2 separate regions of the Homo sapiens genome follow, and region 1 is linked to region 2. Evidence: chromatin loops called from intact Hi-C (ENCODE). Cell type or tissue: CD14-positive monocyte. All regions are shown on one strand.

Region 1 (8,000 bases), 91 kb before region 2:
TTTATGTTGATAGTGATACTGAGTCATTTTAGGTTGTGGGAAATAAAGGAAAATGTCATCACCTTTGGGGATCCTAAAGCCTTGTAACTCGACCATAAGCTTTGTATCACCCATGGTAATGATACCCTCTTTCTTTCCCTGTCCCCTACCCCCAGATTGTTACATTGTCAAATGTTAACAAGGAGGATATGTAGGCATTGAACTAAAACTATTAAGTTTCTGGAGTGTCTAGTGTAGTTCTTGTATTATTGTATTATTATATTTGAGTAACTGTCAATGTTAAACAGACACAAATATACAAGATACCCCAGGATTTATATTTTCATAAATCTTAGAAATACATGATAACAAGATTGAACTCAGACATGTGCGTCTGCACACAAACAAGATCGCTTTTTCTCACTACCTCATTATTCAAAGTACTGACAGGAAACAGATGGCTCCCTCATAGGGTTTAATTGAAGGGAGATTAATAAAAGGGACTGTTAGCAGAGAAACAATCAGTTGTAAGAAGACCAGCAAAGGAGTTTAAAGTTCCAGGAACTAACAACATTGGAAAACCTCTGCTTCTCCAAGCCTGAAGAGGTACCAGGAGAGAGCTGTAGCTGTGGGAGAGGGGCCGTTGCACAGGAAACCCTAATGTGGAGGAACAGAGCTACTATCAAACACTGTCTGGAAGGAACAGGGGCAAGGGTGGGGTGGGAATTAATACCTTGACTTCTCTCCCATCTTTTGATTTCCCACCAGTGCCTACCATCAGCCAAAGCCAACTGGAAATCAGAAAGCAAGACACCCTGGCACAAAATCAGGCAGAAAGAGAAAACTGATCTGAGGGTGGTAAATGGAAAATGAATGACACCTAATCTTATGAAGAACATCTAACTCTTGATTCTTCATCCACCCAAAAACAATGGACATCATTGATAAGTAGGCACAGAACAGTAACACATTGTGAGTTCATTGACTTTTGGGTCAATGCATGCCATGAAAGATAAGTAGTACAGTAGCTATGAATTTTATTCGCCCTTAGAGCCCAAGTCATGATACCCACTCAAGGTAGGAAAGATGGGAGACAAGAAACAAGACAGGCAAGACTTCAGATCCGCGTGTTTCCATCCCAGCTTCAAGCCAAGCTGTTTTGATTGAATCTATTTATTATATTTGGTAATATGTAAAATTACATAAGAAATATACCCGTCTAATGGAAAGATCCAGAAATAGAAATTAGGTTTCCTAGGTCTATTGGTAACTAACAATGTTACTTTAAAAAGTAAACTTAAGCAATCTGTCCCAGTTTTTTCCTCTGTAAAATGGAAGTTAAAACGTCTATCCTAGAAGAATCACAGTTTTGTGAAGATCAAATGAGAAAACGGATACGGTTTTCTTCTGAAAAGTTAAACAAGCTCTACAAATGTCAGCCCTATCACTTTTGCTATCTCCTAAAGCTGTCCCTGAGTGTAAGCTGCCAATCACCACATCCTCTTTTTTGGGCTATCTTTCCTCTACACATGGAGCACTTCCCTCAACTCCAACTTAAACATCACACACAAAGGAAAGATAAGCAGCAAGAAAATCCAAATGCATTGGCAATACCACTGCATGTTAAAAAAAAGAACTAGATTCACGTTGAACTTCGTTTTTGTGGTGCATAACTCCCCTTTCCATAGGTCCTATTAACTTCAAAGGGAGCTCCGTGCATGTAAATGATTATATTTATTGGATGCGCCAACTCTTTCTTATCCTCTGGGCACAATTAGAAATATCATAGAAAAATGAATGTCAGAGACTTGGATCCATATTTGATATTCTATGGGAAATTCCCCACAGTTACAGATGTTAAAAATCCTGCCCAATGGTCCAGTTATAAATTTATAGTATTTCCTTTTCTATATCCTTGGAATTATTTCTCTCTGATTTCCTTTTTACATTAAAGGAAACATATTCCCTTCAGGTCCAGATAAACTAGTGATAAAACCTTGGCTTGTTGTACAGCTTGATGTAGTAATAAAAATTTAGACTGTGTAACCCGTCTCTTTCAAGAAACTGTTAGTGCTTCCCTGAGATTATCCCATTAATACTTACAGCAACTCTGTTCCTACTTTATGTTCACTCTGGGAACTGCTCTTAGAGTCAGTGTCCAGGAACTCAATTCTTGGATGTTCATTTTAATATCATATCCATTAAACCACACTGTAATTTCAGTGTTCCTTGTCAATTCAGGCCATTATCAAGATTTTTGATAGGTGGCTAATAAACAGCGTTCTCTAGTTGAAGTCGCCACAATAAATTAAAATTGTATGGAGCCCTGTGCTTTTCACACCAATTTGGTGTTTTTTTGCTTTAAATTTAGTAGTCTCATGGCTAACAGTGGAAGCATCTCTAGGACTGACTCTGACAACATAACGACCCCATCCAGTGCTATCAGTGAATATAAAGACCTTGGAAATGTTATAGACATGGCTCCTCAGCAATATTACATATTATATGTTTTATATATAATCTAAGGGTAGGTTAACTCTTTAGCTGCGTATTTTTTAAAGTGACAAAAAAGGAGAAAAATAGAAGAAACCTTTCAAATTAAATATTTAGAACTATTATAAAAGAGAAAATGTTACTATTAAATGATGAAAAACATTGCTGGAAATGTACCCACATCTGATGTATGGTTGGGAAGATACAAAGGCTTTTTAAAATAATGTTTTGATAAGCAATATGACTTACAAAAGATTCATTTTAACTAGTCTTACAGACAAATAAACCATATCAGATTAATTTGGACCCATTTTTAATTATTTGTAAAAAATAAGTAAGGGCAGTCTAATTGTTGTAAATATTTATAGAGCAAAACAATGCAAACTACATATAACAATCAAATTTCTAGCAAAAATGTGTGTAAGTAGGTTTATTTTGAAAGGAAAAGTCCTACTCCCAGTGTCATAACCAATTAAATTCTCCGGGTAATGACCCCATTTGCATAGCGAGCGGAACCCACAAGTGGGAATTTTAATGGGTACACCACCTGAGTACAGTAATTGAGAGTGACACAACTTGAACTAGTTTTGTGCTTACCCCACTGAAAATTCTACTCATATTATTTTTAATGTCAAGCTACAAGTCAAATTTCAAGATGATGGATTTGTTCTTTTTTAAGCACTGAGTTTGAATAAAAGAAATGCTTTAATTCTGTTATGCATTGCATATCTTTGCTTTAACTAATCTGTACTTCTGATTCTCACCATTGCTTCATTTTCTTCAGTGATTGGAATTTAATTTTATTCATTAATTTGTGAATAATTAGATAAAAAATAATGTCCTCAGCTGCTAAATTGCTTTTGGATTGCGATTTAATGTACTTTTACCAGAATATGTATTATAGTTAGGCTGGCATAACAGTTTACTAAAATGTAATTGTGTAAATATGCCCAATTATTCTTTTTGATGATCTAACAAAATCTAATATAATATGTATTCATGAGTATTTTACTCCTCCTTCACCTCAGCACCAATAAAACACAGTTTCTGCAGAGCTGATCAGAGACACCTTGTCATCTAAAGATGTTACTTTTAAAAGATATTCTCCTTATCTCTCAGGCACTATTCATGTCCTTGAAAGAATTGTGCATTCTGATTGAGGGAGCATATGACGTCCACATGAAATTATATAATAAAGGTGATTTCAAGACTCTAAAAGTCAAACACACACGATTAACTAGGTTTTGAGGTGACATTTTAAAACTTCTTTTGTTTCACTCTAAGATTGCTTGCGATCTAACTGTTTGTAGGTGTTTGACACCACTCTGCCACATCTGTAATTGGCATAGCATCCAGCAGACAGGCTCTGTACATCTTTACACTGCAACCTACCAAGTTAAGAAATGTATTGGTTCAATATAAAACAGCAGGCTGTTTTTAGACATAGTTACTAGTGCACAAGCTTTAATATGGCTTGGCTTCATCCTATAATGAGATCTTTTGGTTCCCTGCTCAACAGGCTTTTATTCCTTTGCAAAAGGCTATGAACTATGTCAAGTGGATCAGCTGCTTTTGTACACCCTCTTTCTTGGCTTTGGAGCATAATTCCTTTGCTTCTACCCCTTTATGCATCAGACAGAACTTAAGAACCTTTTCCATTTTTCAAGCTAAACTTAGAATTTGTTTGAATTTGCTTTTCACCATTTTCCTAATAATTACATTCTCAACTAAACCTCACACAAAGACCTGCCTGGAAGTGAACACCTAATTGCAGAGCTATACTTTGTCTTTAACACATATATCTATACCCCATGTTGGTAATGTGTCAAAGGATGGTTATCTGAAATGATTTCTTCATGGTCACCTCACAACTAAATTAATGCTTCCTTTTCAGTGAGCACTAAATGGAATGTGGTAAGGAATTGAGGGCATAAGCAGACAAACAAACAAACAATGGAAGCAGAACTACTAGCCACAGTTCAGTCAGAAGGCAGGAAGCTACTTAACTTGACATCTAGCTGCTTAAGTGTTATAGCTGAGGCTCTAGTGGAAAGTGTCATGCTATTATGACAGCTTGGTGAAGAATAGGTGGTGCAGATTCTGTTTGCATAGAGACATTGCTTTCCAGGTGGGGCTCCGCTGCGGCTTTATTTCATTTCCAGATTGTCTATTGTCTTCATAAAAATTTGGTCATAAATATGATATTTTGAGTTACAGTGTTTTAAAAGGGGCAGTCATTGTCCACTGAGAATTTTGCAATGTATGTAGAAGATTTAGTCACCAATGACAGTTTTTGCAACACCCACCCTCCATGTTAGGGCTGCATTACAATAGTATCCCCTCTCCACAACTTCTTCTATTTTAAACAAACTCTAAAAGCAATCTTAAATAAGGAAGTAAATACTGGCAGGTTCACCGTTGAAACTGTTTTCTCATGGGAGGTGCCAAACTTATTCCCTGGGTTGAAACTTCTTGAGGGTTATGTGACTTTCTTGAGGTGTCTAGTATCAATCCAAGCACAAAGAAAACACTCACTGCAATTTATTGTATAAGCATACGAAGATGAAGGGTTGAAAGGATTCTCTTTTAATACCCAATGCTTGATTATAAAAACTATAAATAGTAAGTGTGGAACAAACCCTATTAATATATTAACCATTGTTTAAAACAAAAATGATATGTTCTGTTGTATTAGTGCAAAAGAAAACAAAATGGATATTATAGTATTTGATGACATTTTCTGTTGCCAGTCAGATTAGATGCAACAATCCTACAGGCCTACAAATCACAAGTAATTGGAAGGGGCATAAAGGTCTTAAATAATTTGAAAAATAATCTTATTAACAAATAACCTGATTCATTAGGCAGTTAGGTAAATCTAAGCATTTAACTAGCATTCAAGAAGGCAAGATACTTATTTATGTTAATAAGTCTCGAGTCTTATTTATGTTGGGCAGTGATGTTTGACGTTTATAACATTAGAATCTAGGGCACTGAAAGAGTTTGTATGGATAAAGAATGGAAAGTTATTACATAAGGTTGCCTTGGTTACTCCTTGAACTGCTCAGATAACATTGACTATCCAGGTGAGGAAAATGGATACAGTTGATACACTGTAAAAATGAAAAAATAATTTTCTAAATAAAAAGCCTTCTCCTAAATAAAGTCATACTGTATTGTTTTAGTTAGATGCTAACTGCGAGCATTTACAAAAATTTCGCCACTCTATGCCTTAGATGAAAATTCTTCTGATCATTTATTTTCGAGTGAAATTCATTAAATCTAAGACTCAATTTCATATATGTTTGATCATTTTTACCTTGGTTTTTAATCTCAGCATATATTGTAAAATTACCTTAGTTTTTCTAAGTGGAAATATAGCTCCAAAGTAAATAAATGAAATTAACTTACTAAAACGATGTAAAAAAAAAAAACTTGTATTTTGACATATTATAGATTTTTAAAAGAACACTGTGTTTTGAAATCACATGTCAATGATCATAAACTGATCGATATCTTTCATAGTTCATTTACGGACATGAGTCATGTGATTTACATAAGAAGACTAGGAAATCTTCAGACAGGGATGAAACATGATAAAGATAACCTTCAGATTTTAACTTATGGTTGAATTCTTTCAAACATTAGTCAATATGTCAATTAGATATAAACATACGGTAAAGCAAAATAAAGAAGTCATTTTTAAAAATTTTCAAAATAGTGTATTCAGGATAATACAGGTCCAGTTTTAAAATATTTTAAAAGCCTTTCCACATTTAAAAGGACACCGCCTGTAACTATAAATTCTAGCACTTAGTCATGATAGCCATATACTTCAACAAAACATTTTACATTAAGAAATCATAAGATATATTGAAACTATTTTCACATTTGCCTACTTTTCCTTTTTCTGTTTTCCTTTTAATTATACAAATGCTTTATGGAATAACTGTCTGGAGTAGACAAGAGGAAAAGTACTATGAACATAAATACAAAAATAAAATTCTGGTATCCATTAACATTCTCTGTTATGGAGAAACATTATTGCAAATGTGCTAATATTTTCATCACAAATTGTGCCAGTACATGTTTAAATATTAGACAAACCACTTGGTTGAAAAACTTTGCATATAAAAAGTCAAATATTCTAACAATTCCAGGTCATTAGGAGGTTTCATGTGTCCATAAACAGATGATATTCTCACATCCTAATATATGAGCATAAGTTAATTTTGGGTATATGTAAATATTTAGATTGTGGTTACTGTAAAATAGTATAAAGATTTCCTTATATTTTATGTAACAAATGAATTAAGTTCTTTAGAGGAGAAAAATGAAGACAGCTGTTTACCAGAATTATATTCAGATCCCAAAATTTAAAGGTTTTGTATGTGTGTATGTATGTGTAAATAGCAATAAAAGAAAGATTCAAAAGTTTGCTAAGTTTTTTCTTTTTAAGCCCTTTAAGTAATGATATAACTAGAAACTACGTTTCATCTCAAAGGAAAAACCACAGGTGATATATTCTCATGCTTCAGGTTAAAAACCTCTCTTAAAAGGCTAGGTTTGCGAAAGCCTTCCTAAAATTATGCTTCTGTTGTTACTATCAATTTGATATTCAGCCAGAAAAATTAAAAATAATTATTAATCCCAAAGCATACTTTCAAAATTTCTACTAAGAATTATATTAAATCAAACCAAACTACAATTTTAGAGAGATCAAACTGAGTAGGAGAGAGCATGGTATGAAAATTTACTCTCCCTTTCATCTAAGCCACACACTATAGGTCTCAATAACTATACAATTACTCTTGTAATTGACTGATTTCTTTACACTTAAGGATCATTATAACCTGCCATATTAGTTTAATTTAACATAAAATCGTAATACAGAAATTTGGTCACAGTAGGGGATATCTAGATTTCTTCTGCATTGAAAAGAATGGTTTCCATTTATCTGTGTTTACAAAAAATAGCACTGCTTAAGAAACAAACTAAACAACTAAAATGTTCTCATCCCAAAAAGACCTAAAGCTCTCAAAATAAAAGAAAGCCTTTCAATAACTCAGAACACTGGGATTTTAATATTAAAAATTTCCTAATTTAAATGAAATGTGTCAGAGTACTCAATCTTCTTTATTAAATAGAGCTATTTTACTAAGGCATTATGTTTTCATCAAAAAAGTATGATAACATTTAAATTATGTGTAAGAAAATGCATATTTTTAGTTAATTTAAACTTTATAGCTTTTTCAAAAAGCTGTATTCCTACAACTAATAAAAAAGTATGCTGAAGGCACTGTTCTTTTAACTGGTTAAAGGCACACACAGTTTAGGGTGTCCACCTAAATCTTTGTCAAAAATCTAAATAATTCATTTAAATAGCAGGTGAATCACTCATTCTAAGAGAGTCCTCAAATGCCACATTCTCCCTGAAACCTTACTGAATATTCTGGTAGCAATTCTCTGCATATTCCAACAGCATTTTGAGTTTATTTCTCTTATAATCCTCACTTCAGTATGCCTTG
Region 2 (8,000 bases):
TAACTCCATTATAAAAAGGAATGGAGGCTGGGCACAGTGGCTCACACCTGTAATCCCAGCACTTTGAGAGGCCGAGGCAGGTGGATCACAAGGTTCAGAATTCAAGACCAGCCTGACCAACATGGTGAAATCCCTTCTCTACTAAAAATACAAAAATTAGCTGGGCATGGTGGCCCATGCCTGTAATCCCAGCTACTCAGGAGGCTGAAGCAGGAGAATCGCTTGAACCTGGGAGGCGGAGGCTGCAGTGAGCCGAGATCACGCCATTGCACTCCAGCCTGCATGACAGAGTGAGACTCCGTCTCAAAAGGAAAAAAAAAAAAAAAAAGAATGGAACACTCTATCATCTTCCCCTTTTTAAATGATGATTCACACCCATCTTTAGTCTTTCAGCATGATAACTTGCATATGCACCACAGTTTTAAAAACCTTTTTGTTACCTCTCAGTTATACAGAGTTATTTTATGAAGAACATTTTTAGTCTCAAGCTCTCTAGTTAAGCAAAGAACCCTTACTTGGCACTATTACAAGAATGAAGGCTAGTGGAAATCAAAATTGAATCAAAGGGGGTTGTTTAATCTGTAAGAGCATTTCAGAGTTATGCTTTGAGTCTGATATTGAATTAAATAAATAGAGGACAGAGAAGAGCTTTCCAAATAGTGGCAAAGGCACAAATAAGATAATTGTAAGTGAATTTGAAGTATACTGAAATTGAATTCTGGGACTTCAGAATGGTAGATATGAAATTGAAATCAGAAGGTGTGTCATCTGTCAATTTTTGTAAAGGCCCAAATCAGGAACTTATAAACTTCACTAACTCAGCCTCTCAATTTCTGGGTCCTCCCCACCCTTGCTGTAGAGCAATGAGTTCTTCGGATTCTCCTCTAAGACCACAACCTATATTCTTTTGGCTCTACCATCTTTGCAGTCTCATCAACTTCCACAGTTTCAGTAAATTGCAGGGAGATAACTTGTAGATCCATTTTACTAGCCCTGACACCTATCTTGAGCTACAGATTTGAAGTTTTAACTCTACATAAATATATCTTTAGCAACTCAGACTCAACATTTCCCAAAATTCATCACCACTTTTCTTCTCTTCCTGTCTGTTTCTATAACTGTTGTCTGTGTCTTAGCTAATAGTAGTTACAGAATCACCTTCAACTCTTTATTTTCTTTTTATGTCGCCTATTCCAAAATAATCAATTACCAGATCCTGCTAGTAACAACTCCCCAATTTCTCGCAAATCTATAGTTTCTTTTCCACACCCACTACCAGTGCCTCAGTCTCTTTACCCTCCAATCAAAAATACTTTCCTAACACCAAGATCAAATATGTTACTCCTTAGCTGAAGTATGAATTATATCCATTTTGCATATTGGTGAAAAACTGATAGAGTTATTTGAACATAGATATTTTAGAATATTTTATATTGTAAACTCCTATACTTTCCCACGCTTAATAATTTTATCTTGTATCCCCATGAGAAATAAATAGTACAACCCCTCAGATCTTATGTATTGCCTGAGTAATGAAAGAAATAAGAACTATGTTTATAGAAACCCAAAAGCAGCGTCTGCGTTTACAAACACCCGAAAGATCAGGGCGGATTCACCTTGAAAAAGAGTAGGAGGACTATGCCTCGGAGTGGCAAAAGTAAAGAGAGGAAGCTGGTTCCTTCATACTCTGCCACCTAGTTTCAGAGAGCCTGTCACCTGCTCGACCACAAGATACCTTAGTTTCAAGGCTCAACACGGCATAATTCTCACCAAAAAACCCTACAAACGGTATATTCTTCAACTATGGACACTAGCAGTCCAACTTAGACAAAACTGATTCCTTCTCGCCATCCTGAAATCCTCTCTCAACCTCTAAATTTTCCTGCTCCAGGATGATACCAGTTAGTTGGCATCTGGCCATAAATTAATCTGTCACATGGCTATTATTTTAATCTTGAATTGATATTTCAGTAAGAGACTGAAATTTAATTTGGTAAACATTTGTGTCTTATCCTTTCTCATCCTGTTGAGAAATTCATTGTGGGCAAAACTATACATTCTTAATTTTCGCAGGACCTTGTAGGCACACCGAAAAATATTTGTGGGCAGGGTTTTCCCCTTCAAATCTCTCCATAGTAAAATATATGTGCTAGCATAAAAATTAATTTCAGACTTTATTCCTGAAACTACCAAAAATTGGGCATAAAAGCACATGTATATGAATCATCTCACTTGAGATCATGTGGGCGTGAATCTGAAAACAGAAGTAGACTGTAAGTAAAAACCACAAACGAAATTAAATTCATGTTAAAATAACTCTTCTCATAGTTTCTACTTAGCAAACCCTAAGTGATTAGAAGAAGAATCTATAAAATATAACTAGACTTCAAAAACTTAAGGTTAAAAAGCTTTCCTCCTTCAGGACATGTAGGCTAATGTAAAAAGTAGATATTAAAAGTTTAAGTAACTTCAATAAAGTGTTACTGGAAAGACAAAGAGAGAGAGAGAGGGAGGAGGAAAAGGGGACGGAGGGAGAGAGAGAGATCAAGTATCCAAAATACTGGTGCATATACATAGCACTGATTAAGACAGAAGGGCTGCAGCAACTTTCTTTGATCTACTCCAATGAATCACTGAAGTTAAATTGTCCAAAATCTAGAATCTAGTCAGTACAGAATGTATTCTCTTAATAAAAACTGAATGCTTTTAGAAGTAGAAACATAGAAATCACGATTTATCCTCTGCCTTTGTACAGAAAAATATTTACATTGTCTCAGAAAGATAATCTGGTTGAATTTTTTTTTATCTGTTCCATGTGTTGTTGTTCTAAATAACTTTGTATTTGCATATGGCCTAACTTTAGATGGTGTCAATTGATGTTTCCTCATTACTCCCAAACCTTTTATTATTATAGAAACATAATCCAATAAAATAATTGCACACTGTTATTAGGCCTTCTTTCCATGAAATCATCTCAACAAGATCCAGGAAACGAGGTTCAAAGAAACAGGAAAAGCCTTTACACACCCAAAAATTCCACAGCTTCCCTCATAGCCATGTAAAGGTCACTCAATCATATATATTAAATCCTCATATGTGAACTGACCAAACAAAGCAACAGCCACAATTTTTTTTCTCGCCAGAGGTCTTAGCCTGTCAATTGCATTTCTGGTCTCTGGATTCTCTTCCCAGCCTGGAATACAAGACCGGTTAACATAAACACTTCCCACACATGCGTGATATGCATCCCTTGTCACTTGTCATCCTCTCATCACTTCCACCCTGCCAACCTCCAACCCTATGCTAATTGCAAAATCCATTCTGTCTGCTTCCCTTCCCAAGCTCCTGCATGCTCCCTGGCTGAGAAAGACAATCAACCATGCTGATCACTTCCACTAAGAATTCATGCCATTCAGTCCTAGTTAATTTCTTTGTGTTACCCAGCAGGCATTTTATTTGCCCCAGATTGACTATCCCTTTAATTCTTCCCTCTTCCAAATCTTTTCCAGACATCTCAAACTTCTTGATTCATCCTAACCTCCTTTGCTCTCAGAAAATGTTACCATTTACTTTGCTGAGATCTAGGCCCTCAATATTCATTTTCACATCAAATGTTCTCTAGATTATCACCTATCCTTTTCTCCCACCTCCATCTCAAAGAGGAATATTCCCAACTTTCCAAAGACTGGTCCCTTCATCCCATTCCATCCCAGAATTTTTATCTTTCCCTTACAAACACCTACTGCACCACTTCCTCCCTCCTCCATCTCCTTTCATCTTCATTTTCTCTCTAACTTCCGGCTTTCTTCTCATTAGTGCACAGTGAGTGTATTCAATCCACCCATCCAAGCAAGAGAAGTCTTCCATGCACCCTGTTTCTCTTAAACAAACCAAAACTCTTTTCATCTTTTGTATCCACCAAATATCCAATGCTCCTGTGACTAAGAAGACTCAACAGCTCCTCCTAGGTTGCCACTCAGGCTACAAAGCAAACTTATGGATTACCTTAAATTTCTACTTTTCCACCATCTCCCTTATAAAATATTTTACCCAACCACCGGCTAGGCGAGAAAACTATCATTAAAGATGTTGTCTGATTGCCAAAATCCAGAGACACCATATCTATAGCAGGTCCCTTAACTGGCAGTCTATTAACTCCATTATAAAAAGGAATGGAAGCTGGGCACAGTGGCTCAAGCCTGTAATCCCAGAACTTTGGGAGGCTAAGGCAGGGGATCACAAGGTCAAGAGTTCGAGACCAACCTGGCCAATATGGTGAAACCCGTCTCTACTAAAAAATACAAAAAATTAGCCAGGTTTGGTGGCACACGCCTGTAGTCCCAGCTACCCAGGAGGCTGAGGCAGAAGAATCGCTTGAACCCGGGAGGTGGAAGTTGCAGTGAGCCGAGATCATGCCACTACACTCCAGCCTGGGCAACAGGGTAAGAATCCATCTCAAAATATATAGATAGATAGATGATAGATAGATAGATAGATCTATATTTATCTATAGATCTATATCTATATTTATCTATAGATCTATATCTATATTTTTTACCCAACCATATCATTTCATCAAAATGTGGACACTGTGCTTGGTCTCAGGAGTTTCAAAGATGAATAAGTAAAAATCTATTCCCTCAGGGGTTCTCACAGCTGAGTAAAGCTCTATCCTATTTTTGCTATTGTTTTTAAATCAATTTCCTCAATTTTACTCCTACTGGTGCTGCCCTAAGTCCTCTAATCTTTTGTCAGCCTATTATAATCACTGCCTCCACTCTTGCTTCTTCCTCCAAAACCATTCTATGAACTGTCACCAGAACAGTTTTCCTAAAAACACAAGTGGTTCCTGTCCTTTTCTTCTTAAGAGACTTCAGTGGTCACCAACTCCTACAGAAGAGATATGCAAGCTCCTCAGCAAGAGAATCAGGGCCCTCCTGAAACTGACTTTAGGCTATCTTGTTCTCCGACCCTTCATACAGCCCCAACAATGGTCTTGGTGAAGTACCCAATATTCTGTAATCATCTCCCCCAAGCCTTGTTTTCTACCACTTATCTCCACAGAACTGAGTCCTACAACCATGCTATGCTTCCTGGTCCAACTCAAATCAAAACTTTTCTTGAGGCTTTTCCAAATCCCCTACTAGAGATATTTTCTCTCGCCCATGTTCTGCCATCACACTTTCTTTGTGCCTCTACTATGGCACTGATTTCCTTAACATGCCAGCCACAGGCTCAGCATGTACCATGCTATTCCGTAGACCTTTTTTTTTTCACAGTTCTTAAACAGTTCAACCTCTCCAAATGCTTTCTTAAATTTACAGATATATCTTCTTTAACCACTTCCTTCCTCTGTTTTTAGTTTTTTCCCAGTTACATTCTTCTCTTACTCATTTGGTTCTTTTTCTTAACAAAGGGAAAATGAATATGCCCAGCTGATAAGCCCTCCACTTGTATAACTAAAATCATAAAATGTACATTAGTTCCTTTAGGCATAAAAAGTTAGAAGTATAAGTTCTAAGATTCATTTTCTAAATTCAAAATGTTCCCAAATCCTCTTTCAAATCTACATGCCCTTCTATATTTTTCTAATTAAGCTTGTCCTTCCTCAAGCATCTGTATTCAAAAAGTGTTTTAAACCAATTTCTATTCAGTTTAATTTTATTCTTGGTTATTTGTATTTGCTGCCAGTTTTATAATAGTATGTTTTCTGTGAGTTACCATTAAAAGCACACAAAATTTAATAAAACTTAATTCTAACAATCTTTTGACTTTTATTAGGGAACTAAATATAATTTATCCCTCTGTTTCTATGAGAAAGTAGAATCCAGGCTCTAAAAGTCCAATTTACAATGGAACACAACTCATGTGAAAACTGGAGATTTCTTTCCTTGTTTTGCCATATGTTGGAGTCTCCAAAGTGTAGGGTAGCAAGAATATCTACTGAAATAGTGAAATAAAGTATTAAAATTCTATTTATTTAGTCTCTCATCCTTATTAATTTTTACTTTTGCATTTCTTTTATATTGTTAAAAATATATTTGTATTATAGTGCATATAATTATGAAAATAAATAAGCTTTTTTGAGGATGACTATGCAGCAGTATTTTGAGGATGAATTGAAGCGTATGACAAAAAATCTTAGAGAGGATTATTAGAGAGTTTACATGGAGTGATAACAATTTAAATTTTGGAACTTGAAAAGGTGAACTTTTAAAAAGCTTTCTGAAGTCTTTCCCTCCAAAAAAAAAAAAAAGGACTGTTTTTAAAAGTCTATCACTATAACATATCCTTTTAGAGATTAAAGCCCATAAAACAATGATTCTCAACTAGAGTTAAGGAGCACCTGGAGCTTGATTAAAATGCAGATTCTTGGCTCTTACATCCAGAGATCCTAATTCTATAAGTCTGGGATGAAACCAAAAACGTCAGTTGCCTCAAGGATAGCAGTTTCTCAATCTCAACATTACTGGTGATTCTTTCTTGTAAAGGTTGTCCTATCCTATGCATTACAAAATGTTCAGGAGTGTCCCTGATCTCCACTCACTAGATGCTAGTAGCACCCCCATTACGACCACCAAACATGCCTGTAGATATTGCCAAATGTGTCCTGAAGAGCAAAATTGTCCCCAGTAGAGAACCAGGATTAGAAGCTGTTCAAAGATGACACATTTTGTGAAATGCCATCCTTAATCAAAAGGATAAAATAATATGATAAAAATAGAAGAATACAGATATGTACAAGTATACATTATATACATTGAAATAAACTGGCTTCCCAAAAAGAAAATCTGATTAGCCTCTATAAACTACTGACAACTCAGCTAAGCTTCTAAATCAAAGCTCTTCTTATGTAATTTCAACTTGATTTTCTCCCCAGCTTCTATTTTAGATTATTTTTAATTAACTTCACTGGCATTTTGCATCCTGCTAAGAAAAGTCCGCCTAATAGTCTCAAGAGGACTCTCCCAAGAGAGAAGAGTGCATTAAATCACACATTATCACATTAAAATATATTCTAGCACTCAGAGTCCAACGATCTACGTCTTGACAAATGCAATGTCTTGGGGGGTTGGGGGAAAGATACAGGGATGGGAACAAGCTCAAGTGATTCACAATATCCCAAGCCTATTGTCAATGCATCCAGCCCTATAAAAAAGTTGAACTGATTCTCTACTTCAACTGCATTTATCACAATGACATACAATTTATGTTATAATTTGTGCTTCTACCCTGATTTCTTGCTACTGACTGTGTATGAGACCTTGGGCAAGTCACTTAAATTCTTTGGACATCCTTTCCCTTATTTAAAAAATGAGCGGGTTGGATTAAATTATTTCTAAAGACCCCTCTAGTTACAAATCCCATACTTATGAAAGAAGCACTTAATTCAAAGGCTCTTTGGATTATAGGAGTTCTAGTAACTATTGCACCAAAGGGCAAATACTTACATTTTCAATGTGGTTCCATAACACGAATTTTAAAATGTTTAATCAAACCAGGACAAATGGCAATTACAGGGACCACACAAACAAGATCCATTATCTCTTAAAATAAAGTATAACTGAAATGGCTTTTCACCTATCAAGACATGTATACAAGTACTTTGCATGAGAAAGTAAATCAATATTTCACAAGGTAGTAACAAATAAGAATATAGCTTTAAATTACATGTTTACTTTCTATTTTCTGTATGAGAGATCACAAATTAGCTGCTCAGAGGCCATATCCAGCCTACAGTTGTGGTTGTTTTGTTTGGCCTGCACAAAATTGGTGTTTAATTAGTTGCAAACTCTTAAAAATGGAGAGATGATACATAAAAATCTGGATTTCCAGTATCACTTGAAATATCTGAAGATACTAACCCACATGGCAACAATTAGCTAAAACTGAGGAATGTTGTTTCCTGGCCCATGAGCTCTCCAGTTCCCCAAAATCCCCATTGCTCCATACTGTCTGACATCTATCCTGGTTCCCTCTTACAGCCTGGAGCATGTAAG

Evidence for each region. Hi-C counts contacts between places; a loop is a spot of excess contacts. Peaks named below come from ENCODE experiments on the same cell type or tissue, not always from the same donor. Only the 100,000 strongest peaks of a DNase experiment are listed, where the experiment ranks them.
Region 1: it touches region 2 in a loop (3-fold over the local background); 5 of 110 quality-filtered maps call a loop at or near these places.

What each region holds. Positions count from the first base shown.
Region 1 is chr7:115,016,916-115,024,915 of GRCh38, reverse strand. MDFIC (MyoD family inhibitor domain containing) reads right to left here. Exons shown (of 5, transcript NM_001166345.3): 5 at 4,999-8,000. Among named protein-coding and RNA genes, the nearest start is that of LINC01393, 58 kb to the left of the region's middle. In CD14-positive monocyte, no CTCF peak of the experiment used is centred here; DNase peaks (open chromatin) are centred at 1,475 and 4,785; H3K4me3 peaks cover 2,533 bases; H3K27ac peaks cover 2,526 bases.
Region 2 is chr7:114,925,582-114,933,581 of GRCh38, reverse strand. The region is part of intron 2 of MDFIC (MyoD family inhibitor domain containing); the gene reads right to left. Among named protein-coding and RNA genes, the nearest start is that of MDFIC, 7.5 kb to the right of the region's middle. RefSeq lists enhancers at 1,499-1,578, 2,971-3,520 and a silencer at 1,659-1,718. In CD14-positive monocyte, no CTCF peak of the experiment used is centred here; DNase peaks (open chromatin) are centred at 371, 2,241 and 3,281; H3K4me3 peaks cover 3,708 bases; H3K27ac peaks cover 6,197 bases.